Regions from separate parts of the Mus musculus genome. Here all the other regions are linked to region 3. The links are chromatin loops, found by intact Hi-C in ENCODE. Cell type or tissue: left cerebral cortex. All regions are shown on one strand. Links, peaks and the distances in the headings refer to the core of each region. The heading gives the core; the rest is flanking DNA. Region 1 holds the start of Cyp4b1 (cytochrome P450, family 4, subfamily b, polypeptide 1). Region 2 holds the start of Gm52676 (a long non-coding RNA gene). Region 3 has its middle 28 kb from the start of Efcab14. Region 4 overlaps Cyp4x1 (cytochrome P450, family 4, subfamily x, polypeptide 1).

Region 1 (7,733 bases), core at 1,325-6,324, 63 kb after region 3:
TGGCAATATGATTTCTAGAGGCAGCAGGGATTATGGAAGTCATTTTAGGAAACTTAACCCAGAATAGGAGCCATTTTTCATCTCTGATATCTTGTTACTCAGACTCAGGGTGCTAGAGTGGTTGGGCAGGGTGTCTGGGGACAGGGCGTGTGCAAGCATCACTAAAGGCAGCAGCAGCGTAGGCAGCTCCACACCACAGGCTGCAGACCAAGTGGCCACTGAAATCTTTAGTTCCGTTTCTCTCTACCAATGTAGCCCGCTCTATTCTGCCATCTTTTTTTTTTTTTTTTAAATTTGAGCCTATATTTGAAATCAGTGGTGTTACTGAAAATATAAATACAGGTGGAATCTAAAGTAGTTATGATACAACGGGCAAAAATTCTCAATACTGAAGTTAAGTATGGCAAATTTATGAAAAGTAGCAATCATGAAAAATAGATTGGATTTGAAGCCTAAGAATCTGCATCTGTAAAATTAGTTTTCTTAATTTTTTTTTATATTCCCAGATCTCTTATGAAATAATCCAGGCTTGACGGTGCACACCTGTCCTAGCTCTGGGGAGGCAGAAACAGAATAACCCTGGATTTGCTGCCTAGGTAGTCTAGCAAAACAAGTGAGCTCCAGGTTCAGGAGAGACTTTGTCTAAAAAAAAAGGATGGAAAGCAATGGTGGAAAACATTGAACATTAACCTCTGCTAGCTACACACACACACACACACACACACACACACACACACACCACACCACACCACATACCACACACACCACACCACACACACACACACACACACACACACACACACACACACACACACCACACACACCACACACACCACACCACACACACCACACCACACACACACACACACACACACACACACCACACACACCACACACACCACACCACACACACCACACCACACACACACCACACACACACACACACACCACATACACCACACCACACACACACCACACACACACCACACCACACACACACCACACACACACCACACCACACACACACCACACCACACACACCACACACATACCACACCACACCACACCACACAAAACATGATCATGTTGTGAGTGGCCGTTGACCCTGTTGTCTCCACTTCTACATCACAGTGCAGCTTTTTGAGGTTGTTTCATGAATATGGTTGTCACCCCACTGTGTGCCTTTCTGTTCTGTGCAAAGCAAGGGAAAGGCACACTTGGTCTCTGGAATGTGACAGATTGAAAGCATTTGAAAGAAAAAAGTGCACACAGTCAAGAAGAGTGTCAATCAAGGCTAGAATCGATATTTTTAGGAGAGAAAGGCACTGGAGGGGGGCTTCCTTGAGAAGAAGAGCTACTGGATAAAGGCAGTGGCTTTCCCTGAGTTTATAGCCTTAGTCTTTCTCTGACAAGTGACAATTCTAGATTTGCAAATGTCCTTTTTGAGGCTCTATAAAGGGGCCTCCAGTGTTCCTGCAGGCCTGAGTCATAATAGTTTCTTAGTCAAGTGCCACTGGATAAGGAATACTTTAAACCTGGGATTTGGGCCAATGGCATGTTGGGAAACATTTAATAGCTGGTTTCCTAGGGGAGAAAGCCATGGCAATATTTGCAATTTCTGTGATGTTAATGTTCCTACAATGGTCAGTTCCTAGCTGCTAGTGTGATGTCATTGAACTGAAAGTTGAGAGAAGATGTGTAATCTGCCATTGAGTCCCAGTTGCATACCATTACAGCATACTACTGGATGGTGGCTTATCTCCAAACTTCTTTCCACAGCAACTGTTTTCTATGGTAGCCTGGAGAGCTAGGTTAATCCCAGTGGATGGAAGCTTCAGAGAAGCTCCCTTAGTTCCTCCCTCAAACACATCCTTTATCACACTTCCTGGGGGTCAGCATGCTGATATACAAATTCACTCTAAAAATGTGAAAACTCAGCAGAGAGCTTATCATGTTCCCTAATTCTCTGACCTGGGTGAACTGCATTTTCATTGGGATGGATATGGATTTTCAGAAGTGGGCTAAACCAACGAAGAAGGAGCTTTCAGAGTTCCTTTCATCATATTATCTCTTGTTTCTCGGCCTGTGGGTGGGTCTGTTATGCTATCCTCCAGGTCTCCTCTGCCAGAAGGGACTACAAAGCCAGGTTGGCAACTCACCATTTTCTGAGTCAGGACCTGCTGCTGGAGTTCCAAGCCCATCTGTGTGCTGGTTTGGCCCTGTCACCTCTGTACAATACTCAGTCTTTGTTTTTCTGTCACTGCTGAAAATCTAACTCCCACAGATTGACCCTCCTTTAGGTCCTCACTACCTCCTTTCTGATTTGGATGACTATGGGGCACACCAGTAGGAGGCTGGAAAGTGGAAAAAGAAAGAGCTTGGGGCACAGTTCCCTTTGCCAATGTTATATCTAGCAAATGCAGGTCCAACCAGTTTGTGGGAACAGTGTTCTTGTCCCTTCACGAAAGAGTATTGACGGGATTCTTGTTGTTAATTTACGCATGCCATGCCAGATCATGTTTCATGCTTTGCGACCCCATCTACCTTTCTGAAAGGAGGCTTAAATCAAAGACCTTTACCCAAACATTGGTGGTAAATGTGCTCTGTGGTTGCCATGAATGGTAAAATTCTCTTTTGGAGGGAGAAACAGCAGGCATTTCCTGGCAAGGTGGGTCCTTCAACAGAAAACCCTTGGCTGTGGCATTTCAGAGCAATCACAGCCTTTCTGGGAAACTGAGTATTTCTCTACTCATCACTGGGCCTGAGTGGTTCTATCGATTCCAAAGGGATCTGATGATTAATCCTTATCATCTTGAAAGTATATTCTACATTCCTGTCCAGATTGTTCTATGCTTTTGGGTATAGTTCATTTTCCTCCTATCCTTCTGGGGAATCTCTCAAAAAGGGGACATGGAACATTATAAAACAGGCAAAAGTACCATTTCTGTCATGGGTCCACATCAAGGGGACAGTGGAAGCTGTCTAATGAGAAAGCACAGATGATCTTATCTGGAACACAGATAAAGGATGAGGACCTATGACCTCTTTGGGGAGTTTAAGTGAGATAGTGTGTATAAAGTCCCTTGAACATACACGATAAAACAGAAAGGCAGTTGTTATTCTAATGATCACACAGAGAACTGCTCCCTGTTCTCTGCTCCAAGAGACCAAGGTGGGATGTTCATGATCTGGTTTCTGTTAGGTCTGGTTTCTATGAAGCTACATTTTGAATCATACTCTGTCCTTTGGTGCCTATGAGCTTTGAGGCAGCTATCTCCGCCCTATGGCACTCGGCCCAGTTTAAGCTGCTGCTAGCTGTTGGGTGTGGCAAAGGAGGTGGGGACTGGCTCAGTGCCCGTATCCAGAGTATAAGACAATCCAGAGGGGGGCATCTGGAGGCAGTTGGAGCCTGGGTCCTGCGAGTTTAGCCATGGCGCTCAGCTTTCTCTCTCCAAGCCTTTCCCGCCTCGGCCTGTGGGCTTCTGTAGTGATCCTGATGGTAACCGTCCTGAAGCTCCTCAGCCTGCTGTTTCGGAGGCAGAAGCTGGCCAGGGCTTTGGACAGCTTCCCAGGGCCCCCCAAGCACTGGCTTTTTGGTCATGCCCTTGAGGTATGTGGGGATATGGGAGATGCCCTTGAGGTATGTGGGGATATGGGAGATGCCCTTGAGGTATGTGGGGATATGGGAGATGCCCTTGAGGTATGTGGGGATATGGGAGATGCCCTTGAGGTATGTGGGGATATGGGAGATGCCCTTGAGGTATGTGGGGATATGGGAGATGCCCTTGAGGTATGTGGGGATATGGGGGAGTTGGGGAAGGGAGGTCATCAATTTAGACAAGAGGCTGAGGCCTGGAACCACGGCTCCTAGTCAGCTTTCCCACCCCTGACTTTCAAGCTGGCTTCAGAAGCAACACAACATTTCAAAGTGGCAGCTTAAGAAAGCCTGAGATGCGTTCCATTCATTCATTCATTCATTTATTTATTTATTTATTTATTTATTTATTTATTTATTTATTTATTTGGTTTTTCGGTTTTTTTGAGACAGGGTTTCTCTGTGTAGCCCTGGCTGTCCTGGAACTCACTTTGTAGACCAGGCTGGCCTCGAACTCAGAAATCCGCCTGCCTCTGCCTCCCGAGTGCTGGGATTAAAGGCATGCGCGCCACCACGTCAGGCCCATTATTTTGAGGAACAGAATGCAAGTCGGTGTGGAGGCTTGTTGATAGATCACACCCGGGAGAAATTACATCCTCAAAGTTTGACCCGACAACTAGGCAGTCACGAAGTGTCCTGCTCTATGCAGTGTAAAGATTGCTGGTGACCAAGAGGACGTTCAAAGTAAAAACAGAGGAAAGTGCTGTCTTCTGATGCATCCCAGCGTGTCTGAGAGGTTGGTACCCCCAAAGCTGGGAGGTACCTTTTCTCTTTCCTTTGTCTGGCTGAGGAACTCTGGCGGTTCCCCAGGTTCAGGTCCTGGTTGGGTCTCCTGTTAAGGCAGCTCAGGAGGGGTTCACCTTAGCATCCAGTCTCAGGAACTCCTCTTGTCTTGGGGATCCAGACCTTCTAAACACAAGATAAGGGTTTAGAGTCAGGCAGGAGAAACAGATCCTCCACACACCTCCCCAAACATCTGGAGACTAACATTTTAGATTGGAACTAGGACCCCGAGACTAAGTCTTCTGGTGTGCTTTGAGCTACAGGCAGGTTTGGGAGCCCAGGCATGGATGTCATGGATGAAGTCTCAAAAGCGGGTGTCATTCTTTCTACCTTTTTCTTCTTCCATCTGGGGAATTGACACTGGAAATGAACTTGGTCTCTAATCTGATTTTTGCTCCTTACAGATAACTTGTTGGGGATAACCTATGAACTTACCTGTACCATTGAACACTATGGGTGGGAGGAGGATGTCTTGGGTGACACTAGAGCATTCTCTGCTCCCAGGAGGATGAAGGTGCTTCCCCAGGGGTCCACTTCTGCTCCATTCTTTTAATTTTAGCATCTTACAGCTTTTCTACTAGTTTGAGACTTTTGGAGAGTGGCGGACTTGGTCTGATTTATTCTCATGCCCTCAGGATACAGCACAAAACTTGGGTTAGTACAGGCATGCCTGAATGAATGAACGCAAAAGGCTAGATTGTAGGGAGAGAGGTCCACAGAAGATGGAGAATGGTGGGGAAGGGGGGGTGAGGGATCAGGATGACTTGGGAGGGTCTCTGCCAAGTGTGGAAGGGTGAGGTCACATTCTAAAAGAGCATGAGAGGCATTTGGGAGGACTTTTAATTCCCCTTTCTCTGTGCCCCCTTTGTGCTTACCTGCCTTTCTCAGGATTGGGGAAGTTAGTCCTCAAGCAATGGGCTTTAATAGCATATAGTCCATTCTCTCACAACTCCATGCCAGAGCTGTCTGCTCTCTTCTTCCCAGGTGTTCTATTCTATCTTGAAAGTACACAGAGAGCCTGGAACACAGCCTAGCTTCAGCTTCTTCATGCCAGTATAACTATCTGAAGGGCATTGGCTTGATACCAGGAGGCCATGCCAAGATTGGAGTGGGAAGCTGATCTTGAGGGCTATAAAAGTTTCCTAGGGAACCAACCACAGGCACAGTGCCATTGCATTCCTCCAGGACTTGGTACCTCTGCATGGTTGGATTCACACCTCAACCTGAGAATGTGAAGGGCAGGATGTGGATTTGTTTCCCTAGTGTGAGAAAAGATGGGGAAGTTGAGATTCAAAGGGGTTAAGGTGTCCACTTAAGGACACATATTGGTTCAGGATTCAAGTCAAAGCTGAACTAGGGACTCCTCATGCATTCTGGGCCCTAATTGTCTTGTAAGTGGTAGGAAGAGTACTTTAAAGGGTCAGGATGACTGACACTAGACACACAAGAACACCAAGGGATAGCCCGCGCAGAAGGAGAGCTACTAAGGTGATCCCCACAAGACTTCCCTGAGTGGCCTCAGAGGGCACTACACAGACCCATAGGAAGGGTTCCTGGCAGGTGCCATTCAGTTCAGGGACCGAGAGATCTTGTTAAGAATCTGGACAGTCCAAAAATAACTGAACTGAGAAGGAGTTTAGGTATCATACTGGAGATACCTGAGCTCTTGTTTTGGGACCTAGCATGTTGTGGAAGAGGAGTCCCTGTCTTCTACCCCCAGTTGTTGGTGTTTCTAACCATTCACCTCTGTCTCATCTGTAGATGATCGTGTGTGTGTGTGTGTGTGTGTGTGTGTGTGTGTGTGTGTGTGTGTGTGTAAACCAGATATTGGGTGTCTTCTATGGCTCTCTACCTTACATATTCATTTTTGAGAAGATTAGAAAACTCACTTAATTTTATTTATATGGGTTTTTTTCTTCATATACACCTGTGTATCACATGTGAGTCTGGTGCTCACAGAGGCCAGAAGAGGGTCTCAGGGACCCTGGACCTTGCAAATGGTTGTGAGCCACTATGTGGGTGATGGGAACAGAACCTAGATCCTCTGCAAGAGCAGGCAGTACTTTTAACTGCAGAGCCAACAATCCAGTCTCTTAGAAAGATTTTTAAGAATTAAACTGCCTAAGTGTGTGTTGGTGTGTATGTGGGTGTAGTGTGGGGATGTGCACATGTGAGTGTAAGTGCTGTCAGAGTTTAGAAAAGGGTGTCAAATTCCCAGGAGTTAGATTGCAGGAGGTTATAGGCAGACCCCTGTGGGTGCTGGGAGCTGTGTCTTTCACAAGAGCGGTATAGCTCTTAACCGCTGATCAGTGTTTCAATATTTATTGGTTATTTTGTTTATTTACATTTCTAATGTTGTCCCCCCTCCCAGTTTTCGCCCCTGAAAACCCTCCACTCCACTCCCTCCTCCTGCCTCCATGAGGGTGCTTCCCACCCCACTCCTGTCCCTGTGCCCTACACAGTGGCATCAAGCCTTCTCAGGACCCAGGGCTTCCCCTCCTTTTGATGCCAGACAAGGCCATCCTCTGCCACATATACAGCTGGAGCCATGGGTATTCTTTGGTGGTTTAGTTCCTGGGAGTTCGGGGGGGGGGGGGGGAAGGGTCTGGTTGGTTGATATTCTTGTTCCTCCCATGGGGTTGCAAACCCCTTTGGTTCCTTCACTCCTTCCCCTAACTCCTCCATTGGGGTTCCCATGTTCACTCCTATGAATATCTCACTTTTTTAGAGAAGATCTCTTACTAAACCTGGAGCTCTCCATTTTGGAAACACTGGCAGGTCAGCAAGCCCCTCCCTCCATCTTTCTATCTCACCCTTGGCTTACAGATTCTAGGCAGGTCAGCAAGCCCCTTCCTTCATCTTTCTATCTCACCCTTGGCTTACAGATGCTAACCACCATGTCTGTCTTTTAAATAGAGGGCTGGAGTTCAAACTCAGGTCTTCATGCCTGGGGAGCAAGTCCTTCTCCCTACTGAGCCTTCTCCCCACGCAGATACATTTTATCCTCAAGCAGTCCCCAAGAGCACTGTAGCTGCCTCACACTGGAGAAGCTGGGAATTTGCTCCTTGGACACTGTCCAACTGATCTTTAGATCCATTAGGGAATGGCCTGAGTGGATTTGTTGACAGGAAGGAAGCTCAGTCACGATTTCTGGTTGGCTCAATCATGTGAGATAGTTCCGTTGGCCTTTGAATGCACTGTTCCCACTTATGAAAGGTCATGGTTCAATTAAGCTTCATTGATGTCCCATTCTGATCTGATTCCCGAAGTGTAACTTACTCAGACTATTGGAGAG
Region 2 (7,733 bases), core at 1,718-6,717, 230 kb after region 3:
CCAAAAGATTCCCTTCCCACCAAGGTCAGTAGAATCTTCAGCTCCTCACCAAAAGCCTCAAGTATGACTCCTCTTATCTTTGCATGTCAGCAGGCTGGGAGATTTGTCAACAGATCTTGATCTGCCATGACTTTGCCTGGAAGGCAGACTCTTTTTTTTTCTTTTCTCTCCCCTCTGCTTCATTGAAGTGGCAAATAATTCCTAACACCAAATGATCCTTACAGTACCAGGAATTGGTTATATCTAATTGAGTTGTTGGCCAAAGTTGCTCCATGAGAAACCCCAAACAACTCAGGCTATTGACAAGTCTATTGATTGTTCTCCACAAATACACACTAAGGCCATACTGCTGAAGATAAAGTCTACACAATTTATTGAACACAGCAAAGTTGAGCTGGTGCCTTTTCTCCTATGGATTAATGTTCATGGTACTGGAAGGTAGGTATTTTGTACTCTACTGAAGGAGAAAGGTAAATACCAACCTACTTAGAAACGTGTCAAGTTACAAGGATGACCTGCTTTTGCAACATATTCTAGTGCAATAGTAGTACAGAGCCTATGGCAGTAACTAACCAATATCTGATTGGATTAAAGGCCTACACCATGAGATATAACATATTCCCAACAATACTCAGTAGCCAAGAACCTAAGACAAGATCGACCAGGACCCAGGGGAAAACAAAATACTACTGTTCTATTACAGGAATATGGGCATAAAACAACTTCTGCTGGCATTCTGCTATATTTATAAGTCGGTACCTTGCTCAGATATCATCAGAGAAGCTTCCTTTTATAGTAGATGGGAAAAATACAGAGACCACCCTCCCAGCTACACAGTGTGTAGAGAGTAAGAACTTGGAGCACTTACCTCTAAAAGATGTCTTCATCAAATCCTTCCCCTCAGGGCTCTTGGCGCCCTGAAGAAGAGGAGGTGGAAAGACTATAAAATTCAGAGGGGATGGTGGATAGCAAGAAACAAGATATTCTAAACATACGAGGACTGACATGCACATGAACACAGACACTGTGGCAGCATGCCCAGGGCCTGCATGGATCTGCACCAGATGGAGTCTAAGTAATGAGAGGGGAAGTGGACATAAGCCCTATTCCTAACCCAGAAGCTATTTGCAATTGATAACTTCTCACAAAATTAGTTCTCTTCAATAGAGTCTCACTGGAGATACAAACCATGCTTATGGGCAAGCCCCAAGCCAGCAGTAGATGGCCAACAGAAAACAAACTCAATGGCATCTTTTGAGGTTCTTGGTCTCATCATGTTTATTGGGGCATTTCTTTTAATCTTACAGGTGTTACCATAATACGGTTTCCGGTTCTGTGTTTTTGCAGGATTTCTGTGTGTATGAGGGTGTGTGTTTCTCTATTTATATGTATTTCTCATGCTTTTTCTTTGACTCTTTTTCTTCTGTTTGTTTCGTTTTATTCCAGTTTGTTTGTTTTTGGTTTATGTTATTTGATTTTTATTCTTTAGATGCCTGTTTGTCTTCTAATGAGAGACAGGAAGAATGTGGGTTCAGTTGGGAGAGGAGGTGGGGTGGACCTTAGAGGTTTAAAGGAAAAGAAAACATAATCAGAATGTATTGTATGAAAAAAAATCTATTTCTAATAAAATAAAGAAGGAGAGGGAGAAGAGGAGAAAGATGAAAAAAGAGAAGAGGAAGGGAAGAGAAAAATGAGAAGGAGGAGGAGAAGGAGGAAGAGGAGTGCTTTGAAGGCTCAATTGAGCCATTTGTCAAATAGTTTGACTCTGTGATTATTGTCTGTCTTCTCTGACAATGACTTGCACAAATACCTTTTCACACTGGATAGGGCACTGACAACAATCAGAAAGGATTTCAGTCATGCTCAGCTCAGCAAAACAGTGAGTTTATTGGGATTACTTACAAAAATGTAACAAGGGATGACTTACTGGGCATGGGTGACCCAAAGTTAGCTGCATCACCAAAAAGTCTACCCCAAGTGGGTGATGACTAATGAAAGCTGTAGCGTTGGAACTTGACTTTTAGGCAGGTCATTTGGTCTGTTTCTTCTTCCTCCTAATAGTGCCACTCCCTGGGCCAAACAAATCCAAACCACCACATTACACTCTGTGGCCTCCACAGGCTTGTCTGAACACCAGTCTATGGGAGCTATACCTAAACATCTAGTTCCAGCTTGCACAGTCTTGGGGAAGGCCCTTGTGAACCACTGGAAGTTTCAGGAGCTTCACGGAACTTTTTTTTTTTAAGGTTTTCTGCTCTTTACTAAATAAAGATTCCCTTCACAGAAACCAGCCCAGAGCTCACTGCTGTTCAAGCAGAAGGGAACAGGCACCAGGGGAAGGGGAAGCACTCACTCCCCTTCAGCAAGAGCAGGGCAGGATACAGAATGCAATCTGCAAATGTCTAGAGTCTGCTCCCTCCACTCCCCAGGCAGGCAGGGCTGCAGGAGGTGCCTGCCTTCTCCCAACACAGCCAGTCGGGCAGCTGGTCACACACAGCCTTTTCTCTTCTAAGGCTTATCACAGAATGAGCTGGGTTCACGGCTGCTGAAAATCCTCATGGCCTCATGATGACAACGCTGGGCTCCTCTTCCTCCTATGTTTCAGATGCCTCTTCAGAGCTGCTGGCATGCAGTTCCTGGCCCTGACAGGGTTCTTCCTTCTGTTTCTTCTGCTCAAGTTTCATCTTCTTTGCCAGTAACTTCTCTTTTAACTTCTGGCGCTTTTTCCGGTGCTTTGCAATCTGCTCCTCTGCAGCAATTTTACTCTTTTCTAGTCTCTTCTGAAACTCTGCACTCAGTTTTTGCTTCTCAGCCATGGCATCCATGTAGTCCTGCCGCTGGTACTCTCTCCACCGTAGGTGCCTATACATCTCGGATGAATTCTGGAGGGGCTCGAGGAGCCTATTCATTCATTTTCTCTGGAACTGGAACTGCTTTGTCTGGGTTCTTCATGAGCCGCCCTAGCTTGAGCTTCTGCTCGTCTGCAGCTCTTTCTTGGGCCTGGGCAGTCTCACAGAAGTGGCAGCAGGACTCGCAATAGCAGCTTTCCTACTTCTTCACGAATGCTGCCAGCGGCCGCTCATCTTGATGACAACAGAAGCTTCATGGAACTTTTATGTTGTGTTTATTTTTATGCTATAAAGAATGTCTTAGGGTTTCCATTGCTGTGAAAAGACACAATGACCAAAGCAACTCTCATAAGAGATAACATTTAATTGGGGCTATCTTATAGGTTTAGAGGTTCAGTCTATTATTATAGCAGGAAGGGGCATCTAGGTAGGCAGGAGAAGAAGCTAAGAGTTCTACATCTTCATCCATAGGAAGCCAGGGACAGATTGGCTCCCAAGAGGCTAGGAGGAGGGTCTCAAAGCTTACTCCCACAATGACACACTTGTCCAACAAGGCCACAGCTACTCTAACATGACCATATCTCCTCAGAGTGCCACTCCCTGGGTCAAGCATATCCCAACCACCACAATGAAGTATTTCCATTCAGGAGAAATAACTATCTAATATGCTACTCTTTCCTCTGGCTCTTAATTTTTTTTCCTTCCATTCTTGCTCAATTCTCTGAGCCTAAGAGGGTATAATATAGATATTTAATTCCTTCTCTCCCACTTATGACTGATTATTAGGCCACATTACTCTAGCAACATTTAGTCTCAGGGCCTTGAGGCTATATTTCCTATTAAAGGAAAAAAAAAGCTACATCGAACCTGACAATAGCAGTAACCTATGGGGATAGGTGCAAATATTATAAGACAACATGAGAGGAGCAAAACAACAGCCGTGGTCTCCTCAGTTGGGACTTCATTCTTCCCAAAGTGCCAGATGTCTGTGTAGTGACACTTCTTTCCCAGATCCTCTGATTCATTCCAAGACTATGAAAATCAACCAGAAGTGAGAGAGATTCCAGCTCAATCCAGCCTTATTTTTCCAGAGTCTGTGGCCAAAGCACAGTGTTTTCAGCACTAAGGACCTTTCATCTAATTTTGACAGGCTTTTGAGGATGCTTTGAGACAAATGCACATGAATTTGAACTAGAAAGGCCGAATTCCCTCTCCAGAGACAATTTCTTGGTAAATTCAGTTTGTGACAATTCATCAACATAATATATCTGCAGAAGGCATTTGCTCCTCTATGATACAGAGGGAGATATAAAATAGTTCTTTTTTCCTAAAGGATCAGAGGAGACGGAGAAGGAACCCAGTGGTGTATGCTGGATAGGTTTGTGTTGAGTCCCGTGATGATAGGCTGGATCCAAAGCATTTGTCCTCTTTCTAACCTGCATAGCTTCATCCAGGTGCATCTGTTGGGCCATGCATTGGAATAGGATTGACAATAGACTGAAACCAGTTCCTCCGTTAGAGCTCTATCAGATACAAACACTTGATTTTGAAGGGTTATCTTCTTAAAATTTGTATCTTTAAACTTTATAATGTCAGGGTGTCGTACTCAGGATCACGGTGGATCAAACTAAGAAAAGTATATATCTTTACTTAAGTATTTAACTTGAGATCCACCCTGGCTACATTTGAGGGTGAGAACCAACTGTTTGGAAGCCTATATCCACATTAGTGTGTCTATAAGTGGAGCCAGACCACCTGGAAAGTTTAACAAGTGAGTGTGTTCCCTTCTACAAGAAGGTTAAATAAGAGGATATTATGATATTATGATTTGTATTTCCCACTAGCAGTCACGTTTTTATCCTTTAGTCTAACTTTAGGCAAGACTCAAGTAAAGAAATACATCAAACATGTTCTTTTTTAAAGTCTGGGTCAAACTCATAGGATCTGAGGGTGCTTTGTTGCCTCTTTATAAGAGAAAAGGATCATATTGGAACACCTCCAATGTTCCCTTTGTACCCGTCCCTGTCCCAAGAGCATCCTCTGGAACTCACTTTATCTTTTCTTTTCTCTCTCTCTTTCTTTCTTTCTTTCTTTCTTCCTTTCTTTCTTTCTTTCTTTCTTTCTTTCTCTCTCTCTCTCTCTCTCTCTCTCTCTCTTTATTTATTTATTTATTTATTTTATCTCATTAGTAACAATGGAAAGGAAGAAACCTTTTGGAACAGTTGCTCTTATTAATGGAGCCTTGAATCCTCTGTCTTACTTCCTCATTAGCAACTGTAAGGAAGGAGAGCCTTCTGACTATGTTCTTTTTTATTTTTAATACATATTTTATTTAATTTTTATTAGATATTTTCTTTATTTACATTTCAAATTTTATCCCCTTTCCTCATTTCCCCTTGGAGCCCCCCCCCCCATCTCATCCCCTCTCCCCCTGCTCACCAACCCACCCTCTCCTGCTTCCCTGTCCTGGCATTGGCCTACACTGGGGCATAGAGCCCTCACAAGACAAAGGGCCTCTCCTCTCATTGATGTCCCACAAGGCCATCCTCTGCTACTTATGCAGCTGGAGCCTTGAGTCCCTCCGTATGTACTCTTTGGCGGTTTAGTCCCTGGGAGCTCTGGGGGTACTGGTTGATTCATATTGCTGTTCCTCCTATGGGGCTGCAAACCCCTTCAACTCCTTGAGTTCTTCTTATCTATCTAACTCCATATGACCTTAATACCCTTTGACCTAGAAAGATTCTGCATTTTCCAGGTGAATCATAGTCTGTGTAGGACCTGTCATCCAAAACAAATAAAGACTGTAGCCATGAGCTTTTCTACCTGCCATCTTTGTTCCCAGAATAATAATTCTGAGACTTAATTATTTATGAATAACTATCTAGGCCACAAGCTTTGGCTTGTTCCCTGACTAGCTCATGACCCATCTCTTTATTCCAGTCTATTTCTGCCACATGGCTACTTACCTCTCTTCAGTTTCATGTGTCTCCTCCAAGCCCATGGTGAAATTTCCCTGCCTCTGACTATCTATCAGAGTTCCCATCTCTCTATTAGAACTCCCACCTTCTACTTTCTGCCTTTTGCTAAGGGCCATCAACTTTTAATTGACAGGGGATGCTTCCACACACTGCACAGGATTTTATCCTTACAAAAGACCACCAGTGTAGTATATATTGAGCCTAATGTGTCTGGGAAGCTTAAGGTAACTTCTAATAATTATATAAGCTAGGGAATATCTTGGCCTCTCTGTGTGTCAAGCTTCTCCTTTCTTCTTAAATGCTCTTTCTGATGCCCTCCCCTGCAAATTCATAATGTATCCATTCTTATTATGTCTCTCAATCTAGCTAGAAAGCAAACGTGATAGTTCACAAGGTGAATTTCCCATTTAAAGAGGAGCTAGAGAAAGTACCCAAGGAGCTAAAGAGATCTGCAACTCTGTAGGTGCAACATTATCAACTACCAGTATCCTGGAGCTCTTGACTCTAGCTGCATACATATCAAAAGATGGCCTAGTCGGCCATCACTGGAAAGAGAGGCCCACTGGACAGGCAAACTTTATATGCCCCAGTAGAGGGGAATGCCAGGGCCAAAAAAATGGGAATGGGTGGGTAGGGGAGAGGGGGGTGTGGGAAGCTTTTGGGATAGCATTGGAAATGTAATTGAGGAAAATATGTAATAAAAAAATTTAAAAAAAATAAAGAGGGCTACCAGTTGGGCTGCATAGCATAGGAGAGTCTCTGTGTAATTTACCACATGTAACTTATATTTAAATTCTTGCAGTATAGAGAATAGCAAACACAAAACACAAAAACATAAAAAGAAAACAAAGTTGGATGGAGATGGCCTTAGAATGCTCTTTTTCTTTAGCCTGTCTATATTATAGTAACCACAAAGTAAAAACATGTGTGGGAATCTTTTTGTGCACTGTGTAAAGGTTGTCTTCCTATTATTCAAATTTTTATTTCTGTACTGGCAGAGAGATGATTACTGTCTAGACTTTGGTATTGTTATTTTTAACGAATCATCATCTGCCTTAGTATTTTGTAAATATATATCCCCATCACCTTCTGATTAGTTTAAGAAAGATCTGATGACCAATGGCTGAGTCAGGAGAGGAAACACAGGATGTCTGGGCAGAGATGGGCTCAGTGGGAAGAATCAGGCACAAGAGGATTGAGCAAGTAGACACAGAGGTGGATGGGAGTGAACATGAGCAGAGAGGTAGACCAGGTCACTTGCTGGGATGTTGGAAGAATTAGTCAGGTTAGAACAGCTGGGGGGGGGGGGCAAGGGTAGCCCAAGTTGGAGGCCTAAGCATTTAAAATATATAAGAGTCTCTGTGCCTATATATAGATAATGACTCCATGAAAGTCAAAAATAGCAGCAGCAACAACAACAATAACAACAACAAAATTAAGAGCATCCAGGGAGCAAAATACAAGACAGAAAAGTGTGGAGCAAAGAAATCTTGCTGTGTGTTTGTGTGTATGTGTGTCTACATTCTATCTCAGAGAGAAGAGGCCTGAAAATTTAGATAGAACAAGCATCAAGACCCATGGAACCTGCAACAATCTCCAGCCTCCCACCCAAGCAGGCTGATTCCATCTCATCTGCCACATTTGTCCCCACTGGCAGAATCCAGTCTGGCAACTGGCATCCTATCTTTTGGTACCTTGGGATCTCTGTTCTTTTCCAAGACAGCCTGCTGCAAATTCACATGCAGTTTCCTGGGTCTAGCTATCTCAAATATGTCAGTGCCCCCTGGTGGCTGGTCAGTGTTGGAGACACACCCAAGTCTCCTAACTCAAGTAGCTCAGCTAGTTAACAGCAATGTTGGAAAAATTTGAGTCAGTCTACCAAACATAGCTACCATTCCAACCTTAA
Region 3 (7,733 bases), core at 1,013-6,012:
CTGCCACAGATGGAAACTTTAAATATTGTTCCCTGATTCTCTCTCTCTGCTTTAAAAATTTAAAAATATTTTACGAGTGTATTTTTCATTATATTTAGTGTTGAGTTTAATATAGACAATTTCTTCCAAGTATATAATGTGCTTTGACTATATCCATACCTCTTCTGTTCTTTCCTTTTAGTCTTCCCAGTCTCTGATAGTCTCCCCCTTCTTCTAATCTCCTTTCTGCTTTCACATCATATATACATATGGTTTTATGTGTCTATAGGAGCTACAAATAAGAAAGACATATCTGTCATTTTTTGTGTGTTGAACTTAATTTGCTTAATATGATGATTTCCAGGTGGATCCATGTTTCAGCAAATGACATAATTTCATTCTTCTTCATGACTGAATAAAGTGCCATTGTTTATTTATAAAACATTTATCCATTCATCTGCTGATGGACACATTAGCTATTATGAATGGTGCTTCAATAAACATAGCTATGTGGGTCTCTGTAGTGGGCTGATTTATAGTTCTCTCAGTGTAGACCCAGCAGTGGTCTAGCTAGGTCATATGGTGTTCTGTTTTCAGGTTTAGATTTCCATAGTGACTGGAGCACTTACAATCCTATCATCAGTATAGAAGGCTGGCCTTTCCCCCACATTCTTGCCAGTGTTTGTTTTCTTAACGATTCTGACAGAGGTGAGAAAGAACTTTAATGTAGTTTTAACTTGCCTTCCCCTGATTGCTAAAAATGTTGAACACCCTTTTTTCATGTCTATTGGCCATTAGCGCTTTATCCTTTGAGAATTGTCTGTTGATTTCAATAGCCCATGTATTGACTGGATTATTTGAACTTTGATGTTTTTTCTTCTTTTTTGGTTCTTTACATTTTCTTTTTTTCTTTTTTTTTTTTTTGCCCATTTCTTTTTTTTTTCCATTTTTTATTAGGTATTTAGCTCATTTACATTTCCAATGCTATACCAAAAGTCCCCCATATCCACCCACCCCCACTCCCCTGCCCACCCACTCCCCCTTTTTGGCCCTGGTGTTCCCCTGTACTGGGGCATATAAAGTTTGCAAGTCCAATGGGCCTCTCTTTCCAGTGATGGCCGACTAGGCCATCTTTTGATATATATGCAGCTAGAGTCAAGAGCTCCGGGGTACTGGTTAGTTCATAATGTTGTTCCACCTATAGGGTTGCAGATCCCTTTAGCTCCTTGGCTACTTTCTCTAGCTTCTCCATTGGGAGCCCTATGATCCATCCATTAGCTGACTGTGAGCATCCACTTCTGTGTTTGCTAGGCCCCGGCATAGTCTCACAAGAGACAGCTACATCTGGGTCCTTTCAATAAAATCTTGCTAGTGTATGCAATGGTGTCAGCGTTTGGATGCTGATTATGGGGTGGATCCCTGGATATGGCAGTCTCTACATGTTCTTTACAGTTTCTAGATATTAATCTTTAATCCTCATCAAAGTTCCAATAACATCCTTTACAAAATAGAAAAAAAAATTCTAGGATTCGTATAAAAATCACAAAAAGACTCTTAATAACCCAAGCAATTGTGAGCAAAAAGAACAATGCTGGCTGGAGCCATAACTGATTCCAAACTATATTACAGAGTCATAGTTATAAAACCAGCATGGTGGTGGTTAAGAAACAGGGTCAGTGGACTAGAACCCAAAGATTAAAATTAAATCCGCACAGCTATAAACACATAATTAAAAAAAAAGATTTATTTATTATTATATCTAAGTACACTGTAGCTATCTTCAGACGCACCAGAAGAGGGCATCAGATCTCATTACAGATGGCTGTGAGCCACCATGTGGTTGCTGGGATTCAAATTCAGGACCTTCAGAAGAGCAGTCAGTGCTCTTAGCCACTGAGCCATTGTGGAGAGCCGTGAGCAATCGCCATTACAAGATGGTGCTGGCCTCCACTGTGCCTAACTGGTAAACAAGTAATGTGCGCAGGTGCAAGAGTAAATTCATGCCAAGTCACTGCCCACCCCGGGGCGTAGTAGTGGGGTGATGAGTGAGCAGCTAATCAGGAGCTGACACGTCACACGGAGGGGTATATAAGCAGCACCATTTTCCGGGTTTGGGGTCTTCCTTCAGATGAAGCAATAAAGCTTTGCTGTAGAAGAATCCGGTTGTCCGAGTGAATTCTTGCCGGCGAGATACTAGCTTGGGACAAGCCATCTCTCCAGCCCCAACACATAATTTTTAGAAGAGTAATTTTCCTTTATTTTTGAGAAATTTTATACACACACACATACATATATATGAAACATGGTAATATCCACCTCCCACTTTCCCCATCCAACTTCCCTCAAACCCCTCAACACACTTGCCTCCTAACCTCTTTTTTTTTTTTTTTTAATCTACTAAGCCTCAGTTGCTGCTGTGCACATTGTGTTTGGATGTTGGGGTGTGGGACAGACAATGGAGCATGGGAAATCTGTTAGTAGCACATATTGTAAACAAGGAAAAGAAGAAAGAGTGATTCTCTCTCCCCAGATGTAGCAAGTGTCAAGAGCTCCTCAGAAGGATGTGGCCTGGAGACCACCCTGCCTCCATCTAGTCTGGATTTTTTTAGCCATGTAATTTTGATGAAGACTTCAGAAACATATATTGAAGAAAAGATAGTGTCTTCAATGTAGTGGAAATGCTGGGAAAATGGAATATTCAGTGTATATGTTACTTTTTGTTGCTGTGATAAAACTTATGGCTGGACGTTACTTAAAGGAGAAAGAATTTATTCAGCTTCTGGTTCCAGAGGAAGAGTCAATAATGGCAGGGGAGGCAGGGGAGGCAGGGCAGCACACAGCCAATGCAGGAAGCTGAGAGATCACATCCATCTCCATCCATATATAGGAAGCAGAGAGTGAGCTGGAAGTAAGGTGATGCCATAGCTCTGAAAGCCCACCCCAACGGCATACTTCCTGCAGCAAAGTTTCTTGTCCCAAAGATTCCGTAACCTCCCAAAGTAGCACCACCCACAGGGACCATATATTTAAATATGTGAGCCTATGAGTGAAAGTTCTCATTCAAACCACTGCTCATTCATAGAAAAACAAAGTGTCTCTGCCTCTCACCTTGCTCCAAAATCAATTCAAAATGGCCTAATGTCAGCCCCCAAACTATGAAACCATTAAAGGAACGTATAGGGGAAATACTCCAAGATACATGCATAGACAAAGACGTTCCTCTTCCCCTGGAGAGGGACTACTGAAGTGCAGGGCCAACTTCTCAGATCCTCCTTGGGGTTTTGGATGCCCAACATCAAAGTGCTTGACCACAAAGCACTTGAGGTTAGCTTAGGAAAGTGTCCCAAAGGCATGGCCATTTGGGATTCACGGCAATTCTGAAATATGGTAGGGATTGTCACTCCATTCTTACAGCTAAGCAGATAGGCTCAGAGAGGCGAAGGGCTGCATGTACCTTCACACGGCCGCTGGATAGCTGAGATTGTTTGTGCTACACCACATCTACCTCCTTGGGGGATTTGGTAGCCAGCAGAGAGGCCAGACTTTGGCCTCGAGAGGCCAGACTTTGGCCTCTCTCCCTCCCCTCCGCCCCCCTCCCTCGCTCTCGCTCTCCCTCCCTCGCTCTTTTGCTCTCTTTCTCTCCCCCGTCCCGCCCCCAGTGGAGCTACCTCCTTTGGCCAGCAGAGGGAAGCACTGAAACATAGAAACATCTAGCTTAGCAGCTTGGTTTAGGATCCTCTCCCGACCAGAACTTCTGCAGAGTTTTAGGCAGATAACAAACGACAGACATTTACTGAACACAGTGTATCCAAGTCATAACTACATGTATTGCTTTAACCTTAAACAACTTTGCCTGACAGGGATACCCATCTCCATTTCCCAGATGGAATCTGTTTCAGAGACTGTCCGGTGGCCTTGGAGCTGGTATATGGTTTGCCTGGAATTTTGACCCAGGTTTTCTGGCTCTTGAGGATTAGTGCTTCCTCACAGTAGTCTCAGAACAAATGTTGGTGACTTAGTGGCATAGACTATGTCTGAAGCCTGAGAGCTGCAGCCTTCACTTCTTTAGATCAGAAACTGTAATTCTTTCATATCTTTACTTTCTAAAATTTTCACGACCCAGTGCGTTTCATCAATGTTGATTACAGGGCCATGGCTGAAGGATTGTTTACAGGCACAATCTGTACCTTATCTGTAACTAAAGGAAATATCTCTCCCTCATCAACTGAGACTACATGTAAGTCCTCAGGAAGGAAGCGTGCTTCCTTCTCCCTTCGATGGGAAGGGGGCGAAGGACCTAATCGTATGCAGATGTTGTGTAGGCGGTCGCAGCTGCTGTAAGATCATGAGCAGAACTCAGCATTCCACACGGATCCTTCACTTACTACATTTTTCTTCTGCATTGTTCCCTGATCCTTGGTTGGGTGGGTAGGACTGATATCCGTGTCTCACTCTTGACTGGATACTCATTCACTTGTAGCTTGTTATTTGCTGACAGCAGCACTCCTCCACCGACATTAACTTAGTTATGGAGAAGCAGATCTGTTTAGCAAAACAATAACAGTTGCTTCCCTGGTAGGTCACGTGACTTCCGCAGCCCAGGCCTTTTGACAGGATTTATAATCTCATAGTTCAGGAATTTTGTTTTGTGTCTGCTTTTAGATCTTATCATATTTGTGACTTTTAAACACATTATTTTTATTGAGAACAATTTATGCAACATAGTCTGATCATGCTCTTCCTTCCTCCAACTCTTCCCAGATCCTCCCCACCTCCCCATCTAACTCCAGGCCCCTCTCTCTCTCTTTCAAACAAACAAAATCAACAACGCCAAAATAAGAAAAACAAGAAATACAACACAAAAACATACATCACCACAAAAACATAGAAACAAAAACCAAAATATACATGCCAAAGGCCAATGTTAAAAAAATGCAAAATGAGGCAAAAACATCTACAAAGATACTGTTGAGTTTGATTTGTGTTGCTATCTACTACCGGGCTAGGGGCCTCCTCTGAAGTGTGGTTACTATAACCAGTGAGACTCCACTGGAGAAAACTGATTTTTTTTTTCCTTTGCCATCAAGTATCAGTTGCAGATAATCTTCTTGATTAGGCTTGGGATCCTAATCTGCTTCCCTCTCATGGTGTTGGGACCCTGCTTGCCTTGAACTTTTGCAGGCAGGCCCTGTGTGGGCTGCCATAGTGTCTGAGTTCATATGTGTGTCAATCTTGTTATGTCTAGAAGATGCTGTTTCCTGGAGCCACCCTTTATCTCTGGCTCTTACAGTCTTTCTTTTTCTGCATAGAATGTTGAGCCCTTAAAGAAGAATTTGATGAAGATATCCTGTTTATGTGAGTGCTCCAAAGTCTGTCACTCTTAGAGACTTAATCTTGACAGGAATCCCACTCAGAAGTAGAAGCTCTTAGGGAGGCCAGCCTATGTTTCCCCACAATCTATTCCCGGCAGTTTTCTCTGGCTTCCTTCATTTTCTTGGCCAAAAGTTTAATGTATTCTGCAGCTTCCTCCTTGCTTGTCTTAGTGCCCCCCCTCTCTCTGTTTCTCTCCCATTTTTGTTGTTGTTTTAAGACAGGATTTCTCTGCGTAGCTCTGGCTATCCTGGAACTCACTTTGTAAACCAGGCTGGCCTAGAACTCACAGAGATCCACTTGCCTCTGCCTCCTGAGTGCTGGGATTAAAGGCATGGGCCATTACCACCTGGCTTCTTAATGCACATTTCGTCAGAGCAACACATTAGCATTTGTGTTGTAGGATACTCTGAATCTTGGGTGCTTCGGTCCATGTTTTTTTTTTTTTTTTTTAAAAAATGTTTCTTGTTTAAGGGCTCTTTGAATACATATTGGTGGGCATCATCTTCTATAGAGAGGTTGAAAAGATTTCAGATTTTGCTAGCTCCTCTGATCTCCAGCTGCTGAGATACAGTAGTACCTGTCAGTCCAGAGATATAATAAATATTCTTCTCTCTGTCTCTGTTTCTCTGTCTCTGTCTCTCTCCGTCTCTCTCTGTCCCTCTGTCTGTCTGTCTGTCTGTCTGTCTGTCTCTCTCTCTCTCTCTCTCTCTCACACACACACACACACACACACACACACACACACACCAAGTTGAAAACATTCAATCTGGCATCTACCAATAGACTTGTGCATCCTTTCTCCAGCTCTCATTGGTCTACAACAATTCTCTTTACTCACCAGCAGGTACCCTCTGCTGTGCATCAAGACACCTCTGCTTCATGGGAAACACTTGTATGTCCTTTCTACTGATTCAGACCATACAACCCTGTCACTCTTCACCCCAGAAATTGGCAGCTTCTTCTGTGCTGTGCACTTCCTATACAAAGTGCAAAGTTTGCTTTTCATTATCCACCTCCATGTGTTTCTGACAGATGTTTAGTTTAGGATTTTGATTACTGGGAAACCATTCCCCCCCCCCCCCCCCCCCAGTATGCCTGGCAGAGCTCCAGCCAGTTTCTAAGTTAGTTCTAGAGAATATCCCAAGTCTGCAAAGTTGCCTGCCTGGTCCTGCTGGGATAAACTCTGGAGCTAATACATGTTCGCAGATTTAAAGCAAGTGTGTATGCACAAGTAGAAACTAAAGGCTGCAGAGTTGGATGCTCTGGGATGATCAGTCATGACACCTGGGCAGAGAGTCATTGTCTAAGTGGTAGCAGTCAAGCAAACTGACATTCATGGCCAGGTTTCCTCAAGTCCTGTTGCTCTGAAGTCACTGTGCCCTTTGGTTCTCAAGAATGACCATCTGGGATCTGTTTCAGTGTATGGTCGAAGAAAACCAGTCCTATCCTCCCACCTCTATCTTTTTTCTTTTCCAATTTTTAATTAGATATTTTCGTCATTTACATTTCAAATGCTATCCCGAAAGTACCCTATACCCTCCCCCCCCTCCTGCTCCCCTACCCACCTACTCCCACTTCTTGGCCCTGGTGTTCCCCTGTACTGGGGCATATAAAGTTTGCAAGAACAAGGGGCCTCTTTTCTCAGTGATGGCCGACTAGGCCATCTTCTGCTACATATGCAGCTAGAGACATGAGCTCTGGGGATACTGGTTAGTTCATATTGTTGTTCCACCTATAGGGTTGCAGACCCCTTCAGCTCCTTGGATACTTTCTCTAGCTCTTCCATTAGGGGCCCTTGTGTTCCAACCAATAGATGACTGTGAGCATCCACTTCTGTATTAGCCAGGCACTGGCATAGCCTCACATGAAAGAGCTATATCAGGGTCCTTTTAGCAAAATCTTGCTGGCATGTGCAATAGTATCTGAGTTTGGTGGCTGATTATGGGATGGATCCCCGGGTGGGGTAGTCTCTGGATGGTCCATCCTTTCGTCTTAACTCCAAACTTTGTCTCTGTAACTCCTTCCATGGGTATTTTGTTCCCTATTCTAAGGAGGAATGAAGTATCCATGCATTGGTCTTCCTTCTTCTTGATTTTCTTGTGTTTTGCAAATTGTATCTTGGGTATTCTAAGTTTCTGGGCTAATATCCACTTATCAGTGAGTGCATATCAAGTGATTTCTTTTGTGATTGGGTTACCTCACTCAGGATGATATCCTCCAGATGCACCCATTGGTTTTTTGGCCTCTTTTTACCAAGAGTTGAGATCCAGGCTAGAGCGATGGCTCAGAGGGTAAGAGCACTGGCTATGCTTCCAGAGGACCTGGCTTCAATTCTTGGCATTCACACTATAGCTAACAAGTCATCTGGAACTTCAGTTCCA
Region 4 (7,733 bases), core at 1,142-6,141, 610 kb after region 3:
TAAGAAGGGGAAAAGTGTCCACACTTTGGTCTTCGTTCTTCTTGAGTTTCATGCCTTTAGCAAATTGTATCTTATATCTTGAGTATCCTAAGTTTCTGGGCTAATATCCACTTATCAGTGAGTACATATTTTGTGAGTTCCTTTGTGGTGGGGTTACCTCACTCAGGATGATGCCCTCCAGGTCCATCCAACTAGGTCCATGTCCTCCTTGTCCTATTAACCATCTTCCTTCCCCACCTTTGGTCTGTGGGGTATAAAGGAGGTTGAAGCATTAAGAATCTTTATTAGGGGCTGGTGAGATGGCTCAGTGGGTAAGAGCACCCGACTGCTCTTCCGAAGGTCCAGAGTTCAAATCCCAGCAACCACATGGTGGCTCACAACCACCCGAAATGAGATCTGATGCCCTCTTCTGGTGTGTCTGACGACAGCTACAGTGTACTTGCATATAATAAATAAATAAATCTTTAAAAAAAAAAAAAGAAAGAAAGGCTACACTCGGGGCTACACTGGGATCTTGAACACCTATGGTTGTCAATGACTGGTTAATAAAGACTTTCTGTTGGCTTAAAAAAAAAACAAAAAAAAAGAATCTTTATTAAAGTAGGCTTAATGAAAAATCTAAGCCTACACCTAGTGATGATTTTCTGTTTGTTTTTTATTGTTTTTGGAATTATACAAATAACAGGATTTGTATTGGATGAAAAACATTTCCAGCAATAGGAGGTGTTCATAAAATCCCACCTCACCAGGGCTACTGCCCTGACAGAGTCTACTGCTTTCTCTAAAAACAGAATTGTATGCATTCTTCCTGACTCTTTCCTGCATAAATAATGTGTGTGTGCACTCTTAGACATGTGATCATATTTGTATTCTTCTTGTTTTTCTCACATAATTAAAAAATTGCCCTAATCCACCTTATTATAAGGTTGAGATATGTGAGTGTTCTATGATTTGTTTCAAAATATTTCTATTACTGGATAAATTAAATTAGTTATAATTTTTAAATGTATTTATTGACTGTGTGTGTGTGTGTGTGTGTGTGTGTGTGTGTGTGTCTGTGTGTGTGTGTGTGTATGTGTGAGCACATGCATGCATGTGTACTCAGGTCCAGGTGTGTATTCACGTGTATGTAGAAGCATATAGAGGCCAGAGGCAAACCTCGAGTATCATTTTTCAGGTTTCATCTGCCATGCTTTTTCAGACAGGATCTCTTACTAGCCCAAAGCTCACCCAGTAGGTTTGGCTAGATGGCTACTGAGCCCCATGATCTGCCTGTCTTTACCGCCCCAGCTCTGGGATTACAAGCATGTACCACTCCCCACCCCCATGCCTCACTATTTCCACATGGGATCTGGGGATTAAACCCAAGTCCTCAGGTTTGCAAAGCAAGATTTTACCTATTGAGCTACCTACCTAGTCCCTATCTTTATGGAGACAACACTATCTTTATTTTTGTATGATGTTTTTTCTTAGTTATCCATATATTCTTCATATATTATGGATAATAAGTCTTGCTTATAACTTTTCTTTGTAATATTTCAGATTCTTTTACTCTTATTAACTTGTAGGTGTGGTTCTTTTACATATGAAATGCTTTGATTTTAATGATGTCAGATTTGTATACACACTTTTCTTTATGGTTTCTTGGTTTTGAATCTTGAATAAGAATGTCTAAATTTGGGGCTGGTGAGATGGCTCATTGGGTAAGAGCACCCGACTGCTCTTCCGAAGGTCCGAAGTTCAAATCCCAGCAACCACATGGTGGCTCACAACCACCCGTAATGAGATCTGATGCCCTCTTCTGGTGTGTCTGAAGACAGCTACAGTGTACTTACATATAATAAATAAATAAAATCTTTAAAAAAAAAAAAAAAAAAAAAAAGAATGTCTAAATTTGCCGAGCATGGTGGCGCACACCTTTAATCTCAGGAAGCAGAGGTAGGCGGATTTCTGAGTTCGAGGCCAGCCTGGTCTACAAAGTGAGTTCCAGGACAGCCAGGGCTATACAGAGAAACCCTGTCTCGAAAAACAAAACAAAACGAAAAGAATGTCTAAACTTACACTACTACAAAAATATTCTACTTACATTTCTGTTGCTAACTACTCTTATGAAGCCTAAATGGGAACTAAATTCATCACTCATTGGAACCTAATCAGAAATTAGATTGGTTTTTAAATATAGAGGAAGCCCTTTGAGGAGTTTTCAACTAGAGATAAAACTAGAGTGAACTGCACTTTTAAAAGGTTTTCTGGATGTAGTGATGCATACTTATAACCCCATCACTTGAAAGGCTAAAGCAAAAGAATCATAAGTTCAAGACCAGCCTGGACTACAGAGAAAAGGGGGTGTGGATGTGTGTCAAAAGAAAGAGACTGTGTGTGTGTGTGTGTGTGTGTGTGTGTGTGTGTGTGTGTGTGTGTGTGTGTGTGTGTAGGGAGAGAAAAGAGAGGGAGAGGCAGGGTTACATCTGTTGCATGGATAATGAACAAATTATTGATAGGATAGAGTGGGGCAGAAGGAGAAACCAGAAGAAATGTATGTACACAATCAGAATGCTAGGTCACAGATAAGAATAGATGCTGCATGCTTAGCTGTTGGAAAAGATACCATGGTCATGAAGGTGGTTTTCCTAGGACACGGCTCATCCATTGCTGACTCCTGAGATTTGACTTGTAGTTGAGAATTGTGTTCATTTTCTCCCCTGAATTAAAAGGAAAAAAAAGTAAAAAGTAGATGCTGCTTGCCAAGAGTGGTGGCAGTGGACTGTAGGAGAAATGAACATGGAAGTGACTTTGATGGCATTTAAAAGAGTAAAGAGAACTTGTGGATTGGCTGGATGTGTGAATAAAGAGGCAGAATCTAAGATTCGAGAAACTGACCACAGTCATTCTGTCCAATTACAGGAAGACTTCAGAGAACAATCCTCCTCTCACCAGCTGTCCATCAGTCCCTTTTCTGAAAATTTTAATTATGGGGATTATGGGGAAATCAGTCAAAGATGCTAATAAACATGGCAACCTATTGCAAGGAGGAGCCAAAAATTCCCTTCATCAAACAGAAAATCTACTATCTCAGAATTAATAAAAGCCATATCTTACTAATAGTATATGAAGAGGTAAAGAAATGTAGCCTCAAATACCAAATCTCCCTACAGATACAGCTGAGAGGCTCACATAACTGTAACATGCTTTTGCTTTCCTGTCGTCTCCTCTGTGCCCATATGCAAAGCTGCAGAAGCCCGGAGCTATGCATACCTGAGGAACAATCCCCTTGCTTCACTGTGTAATTGGTACTTAGCCAAGTAAGGCTAAGTAGGAGCTTCACTAATTACAGCAACTATGGCCATGAGTGCTTGAGTTAGTCCGTAACTTACAACAGTGAAGATCCCAGAGGCTTCTTTTAAAATCTAACCTGTAGCCTGGTGGAAAATTGGGTCGTTCTTGATTACTGAATTCTACAAGCTGTGATAGCATGTGATCAGCACTGCCCCAGATACTGGTTCTGTTTTAAAGGATCCGTCACAGTCAATACTCACATTACAATCTGTTTATAGCAGACATGACTCAGCATCCCTCCCACATCCTTTGTCGACTCCTACATAAATAGAATTCTTAGCTGGGCACATAGCTGCCCACTACAGAGTATATTCTCTGTCTCTGTCTCTGTCTGTCTCTGTCTCTGTCTCTCTCTGTCTCTCTCTGTCTCTCTCTGTCTCTCTCTGTCTCTCTCTGTCTCTCTCTGTCTCTCTCTCTCTCTCTCTCTCTCTCTCTCTCTCTCTCTCTCTCTGTGTGTGTGTGTTTCTTTTTTCTGTCTCTGTCCTTCTCCCTCTGTCTCTCTGTCTCTATCTCTGTCCCTCTGTGTCTGTCTGTCTCTGTGTGTCCGTGTCCCCCTTCCTTCTCTGCATGTGTGTGCACATGCAAGTGCCTGTATATGTGTAGGCCAAAGACCAACACTGAGAATCTTTTCCAATCACTCTCCAGCTTATTTTTTGAGACAGGATCTCTCATTGAGCCTGGAGCTTACCCATTCAGCTAAGCTACTCAGAAAGCCACACGGTTTGTCTAGTGCACAAGGCGCAGTGCCTAGCTTTTCACATGGATGCTAAAGATCCAAACTCAGCAGCAAGCACTTTACCAACTGAGTCGCCTCCCCAGTCTGATCTGTCAGTGAAACCCATCATGCTTTTAAATGTTGGGCAGAACTATGAACAGAAGTAATGTAGTCTATCTCAGGCTAACAGAAGTAATGTAGTCTATCTCAGGCTAACATCATCAAAAGGAAAGGTGTGTGCCCTCCACGTCCTATTTATTTCCTTATTGAAGACAGATGTGGTGACAGAACCTAGAGCCACTAACTTATATTACTACCTGAAAGTTGTGTGTTGAAGATGACAGAACAAGACAGACAGACAATGCATAGAGCAAAACACCCTCTAGCTCTAGGCCATCTGCCTCCTCAAGACTTCAGTGTGAGAGACAATAAATTGTCTTATTTAGACCTTACTGTTATAGGCCATTAGCTACATGAACAATGCTTTCCTTTACATCTCTCCAGATAATCAAGAGCTCTATGCTTTGCTTCAAAGCTTTCTAGATGTCCAACTATTTGTCAAAACTTTGTTGTTAAAATCAACTCCAGGAAAGAATGGGGTGACTTCCATATCCAAACAGCCACTCCCAAACCAGGACTGGCATAAGGGAACATAGACATCTTAAAGGAGCCACAGAGGCCTGAACAAAATACCATGACTTTTTCACATTGCTCTCCGCCCCCACCCAACACTGATGCTCAGTTTCTTTTTTTTTTTTTTTTTTTTTTGATGCTCAGTTTCTTAAGCACTGGTCTCAGTTTTGCCATGTGGATTAGCACACTCCATAAAACTGCAGACCATGTCATCTTTTACACTTTATCTTCTTTAAATCATGTATCTTTTAACAAAAATAAAGAAATCATGACTCCACCTCTTGGAATCTTGTGCACAAAAGCACAGAAACACACTTTATGATTAATGGCATTGGTCAATCTGAGAGCCCATGCCTAGACCTCACTGAAAGTCTTTCCCAACTTTAGTGAAAAATGGCCATAATTAGTAATGAACCCATTAGTTTGGGAATAGAGGTAAGTTATTTCACCCTTAGGCACGTCGGTCAACAAATGTGGAGCACTTCCACTATGCAGGCACTTCGCCTGCATTCCACTATGCTCGGCCCTCCAGGAATTCACAGGCCGGAGCTCGGTCCACCTGATGAATGTAGTATGCAAAGAGATGTCAGAGAACCTTCCTGGAGGTGGTGAGGCCCACAGAAGGAAAACCAGAAATCCTAAGCATAGTTGGCACAGCACTGAGGGGAGGGGAGGTGGGAAAAGCCTCATTGCTGTGTGGGAGAGAAGCCGCTGCCAAGGAAGAAAGCTGAAGCACGGTGTGGCCATCTAGTGGCCACTATAGGCATTGCAGACAAGACAGCTAAGCAAAACCTGGAGGGGCAGTTGTTAAAGTTCAGTAGCTGCAGGCTTTCTGAAGACAGGATAACTCTTTTTATTGATTGCCACAACCTCATAGAATGCATATTTATTTTGCTCTAGTTTGCATACTTTGGTACTGAGTACTTTAGTCAATAACTTGACCAGCATCACACTAATGTCAAATTGACAGATGAGATGTAGCCAGGAAAGATTGGCTCCAAACCCAAGTCCAGAAAAGATACCGGGCTACTCATGTCTTGAAGTGCTCAAGGGTCACCCGTTAGGTAAAGGGAACCCATCTCTGGGACAGAATAAAGAATGAATTTAAAGTCAAAACACCAAGGTTCAATGTCCTTAGCTGCCTGTGGCATTTTTCTTCCTCTAGAAGTGAACCATCATTGTGAATATCTAGCCATGTCCCTGAAGGTGCCCTACGTATACAGGGTATCTCTCAGATGCTGTGTCAAAAAGCACAGGTTTGGATTTGAGGACAGTCCCTTCTCATCCTCTTGCTCTAGTTGTCTAGCCCAAGAGATCTGACATACCTTCTCTAGCCTTTCCACCCCTTTCCTCACTCTCCCTGCACTCTGTGATTCTTTTCCCTGGTGCCAGCCCCAGCCTCACCATCCTTGTCCTGTACTACCAGCCCACTGCTGGAATAATCCAAAGGCCTGGTTATTTATTGATGGAGTTCACTATACACCTGTGCTGGCCTCAGTGATGTATAGCAGTTTTGCAGAGCCAGCTCTAGAATGACCACGACGTTGGAGGTGTGACTCTGGAAAGCAGCTGGGTCCTGCAAGATACACACCCACCAGCTAGGGTTGGGAATGGTGAGGCCCTCCAGCCTACCTCTTATCCATCTCCATATGTGACCCTGGACAGGTACTGCCCCTTACATGATGTCATATTAATCAAATAAGCTGTGATTCTAAAAAATCTGATTAGGTCTTGTATCTAATTCAGTTCATTATATAATGACAGAATCAATTTTTAAAACAACATGCTGTGCACTGTGTGCTGAGTGCTATTCTGGGTTTGATATGCTGTATGTATGTATGTATGTATGTATGTATGTATGTATTTTTTTGACATGGTCTCACTATGTAACCCTGGCTAACATGTAACTTACAGTCTTATTATGTGGATCAGGCTCAAACTCAGAGCTCTCCCTGCCTCTGTCTCCTGAAAGATGGGATCAAAGGTGTGTGCCACCAAAAGTCACGGGAGTGGCCAACTACTATCTAATTGGGTTTAAGATCCACTCCATAAGATGGACCCCAGGCCTGGCACTACTTGAGTGGCCAAGAATCTGGGAAAGGCCATGGGCCTAGAGGAAAACAGAACAGTACTGCTAAAGGGACATGGCGATATAGTGACCTTTAACAACATTCAGATACACTCACTCATAGATCAGGTACTGCTTAGCAATCATCAGAAAAGTTTCCTCCTGCAGTACATAGGGACTAACCCAGAGACCCACAACTGGACAATGTGCAGAAAACAAGAGACCTTGAAACAGTCCTAAGTGGGATGGCTTCATCTAATCCCTCTCCTCAGGGCTCAGGGTGCTATGGGTAAGAGCCAGTGTAAGAGCCAGAGTGGGAGGGACACCAAAGAAACAGTGTCTTACAAACACAACAAGACTGGTGCACATGTGACCTCACAAAGACTCTGGCAATGTGCATAGGATGCACGGGATGCATGGGATGCAGGGGATGCACGGGATGCAGGGGATACACAGGATGCACAGGATGCACGGGATTCAGGGGATTCAGGGGATGCACAGGATGCGCGGGATGCATGGAACGCACGGGATGTACAGGTACAAGCCAAATGTGGTCCTACTGCTGAGAGGAGAAATAGACATGAGCCCCATCCCTAACTCAGAATCTATCTCCAATTGACAACTGCTTGAAAAGGAAAGACCAGCTTTCTCCAATGGAGTCTCATTGAGTGTACAAACCACTCTTAAGGGAGGCCCCATGCCCAGCAGTAGACAGCCAATATAAAATTAACTCAGTGATACCTTTGGAGACGTTTTGTGTCAAAATGCTTTATCTGGGAATTTGGTTGGTTGGTTTGGTTTGTTGTTGTTTTCCAACATAATGTTTTTATTAATTCTTTGGGTATTTCACATCATACATCTCTATCACATTCTATAAAGTCCTTCCCTGTTCACCCCACCCCACCCTTGTAACCTCCTCCAGAAAAAAAAAATAGTACAACTTGTGTTATCTATATACTCACTGGAATGTGGTCAAACTCT

Evidence for each region. A loop is a pair of places that touch in the nucleus more often than their neighbours do. Peaks named below come from ENCODE experiments on the same cell type or tissue, not always from the same donor. Only the 100,000 strongest peaks of a DNase experiment are listed, where the experiment ranks them.
Region 1: a loop joins it to region 3, with 2.6 times the contacts of the local background. A loop is called at or near these places in 7 of 42 quality-filtered maps.
Region 2: a loop joins it to region 3, with 4 times the contacts of the local background. A loop is called at or near these places in 34 of 42 quality-filtered maps.
Region 4: it touches region 3 in a loop (13-fold over the local background); 17 of 42 quality-filtered maps call a loop at or near these places.

The regions. Positions count from the first base shown.
Region 1 is chr4:115,643,385-115,651,117 of GRCm38, reverse strand. It overlaps Cyp4b1 (cytochrome P450, family 4, subfamily b, polypeptide 1), which reads left to right and starts at 3,397. Exons shown (of 12, transcript NM_007823.3): 1 at 3,397-3,610. The coding sequence starts at 3,431. In left cerebral cortex, for the core only: no CTCF peak of the experiment used is centred there; no DNase peak of the experiment used is centred there.
Region 2 is chr4:115,476,105-115,483,837 of GRCm38, reverse strand. Gm52676 (a long non-coding RNA gene) reads right to left here and starts at 224. Exons shown (of 2, transcript XR_003955098.1): 1 at 50-224. It also overlaps the pseudogene Gm12833. In left cerebral cortex, for the core only: no CTCF peak of the experiment used is centred there; DNase peaks (open chromatin) are centred at 2,673 and 4,009.
Region 3 is chr4:115,705,938-115,713,670 of GRCm38, reverse strand. No RefSeq gene overlaps it. Among named protein-coding and RNA genes, the nearest start is that of Efcab14, 28 kb to the left of the region's middle. In left cerebral cortex, for the core only: CTCF peaks have their summits at 1,768 (motif pointing right), 3,456 and 3,661 (motif pointing right); DNase peaks (open chromatin) are centred at 3,670 and 4,295.
Region 4 is chr4:115,099,506-115,107,238 of GRCm38, reverse strand. It overlaps Cyp4x1 (cytochrome P450, family 4, subfamily x, polypeptide 1), which reads left to right. Exons shown (of 12, transcript NM_001003947.2): 12 at 1-916. Among named protein-coding and RNA genes, the nearest start is that of Pdzk1ip1, 15 kb to the right of the region's middle. In left cerebral cortex, for the core only: a CTCF peak has its summit at 5,436 (motif pointing left); DNase peaks (open chromatin) are centred at 3,529, 4,067 and 5,389; H3K27ac peaks cover 313 bases.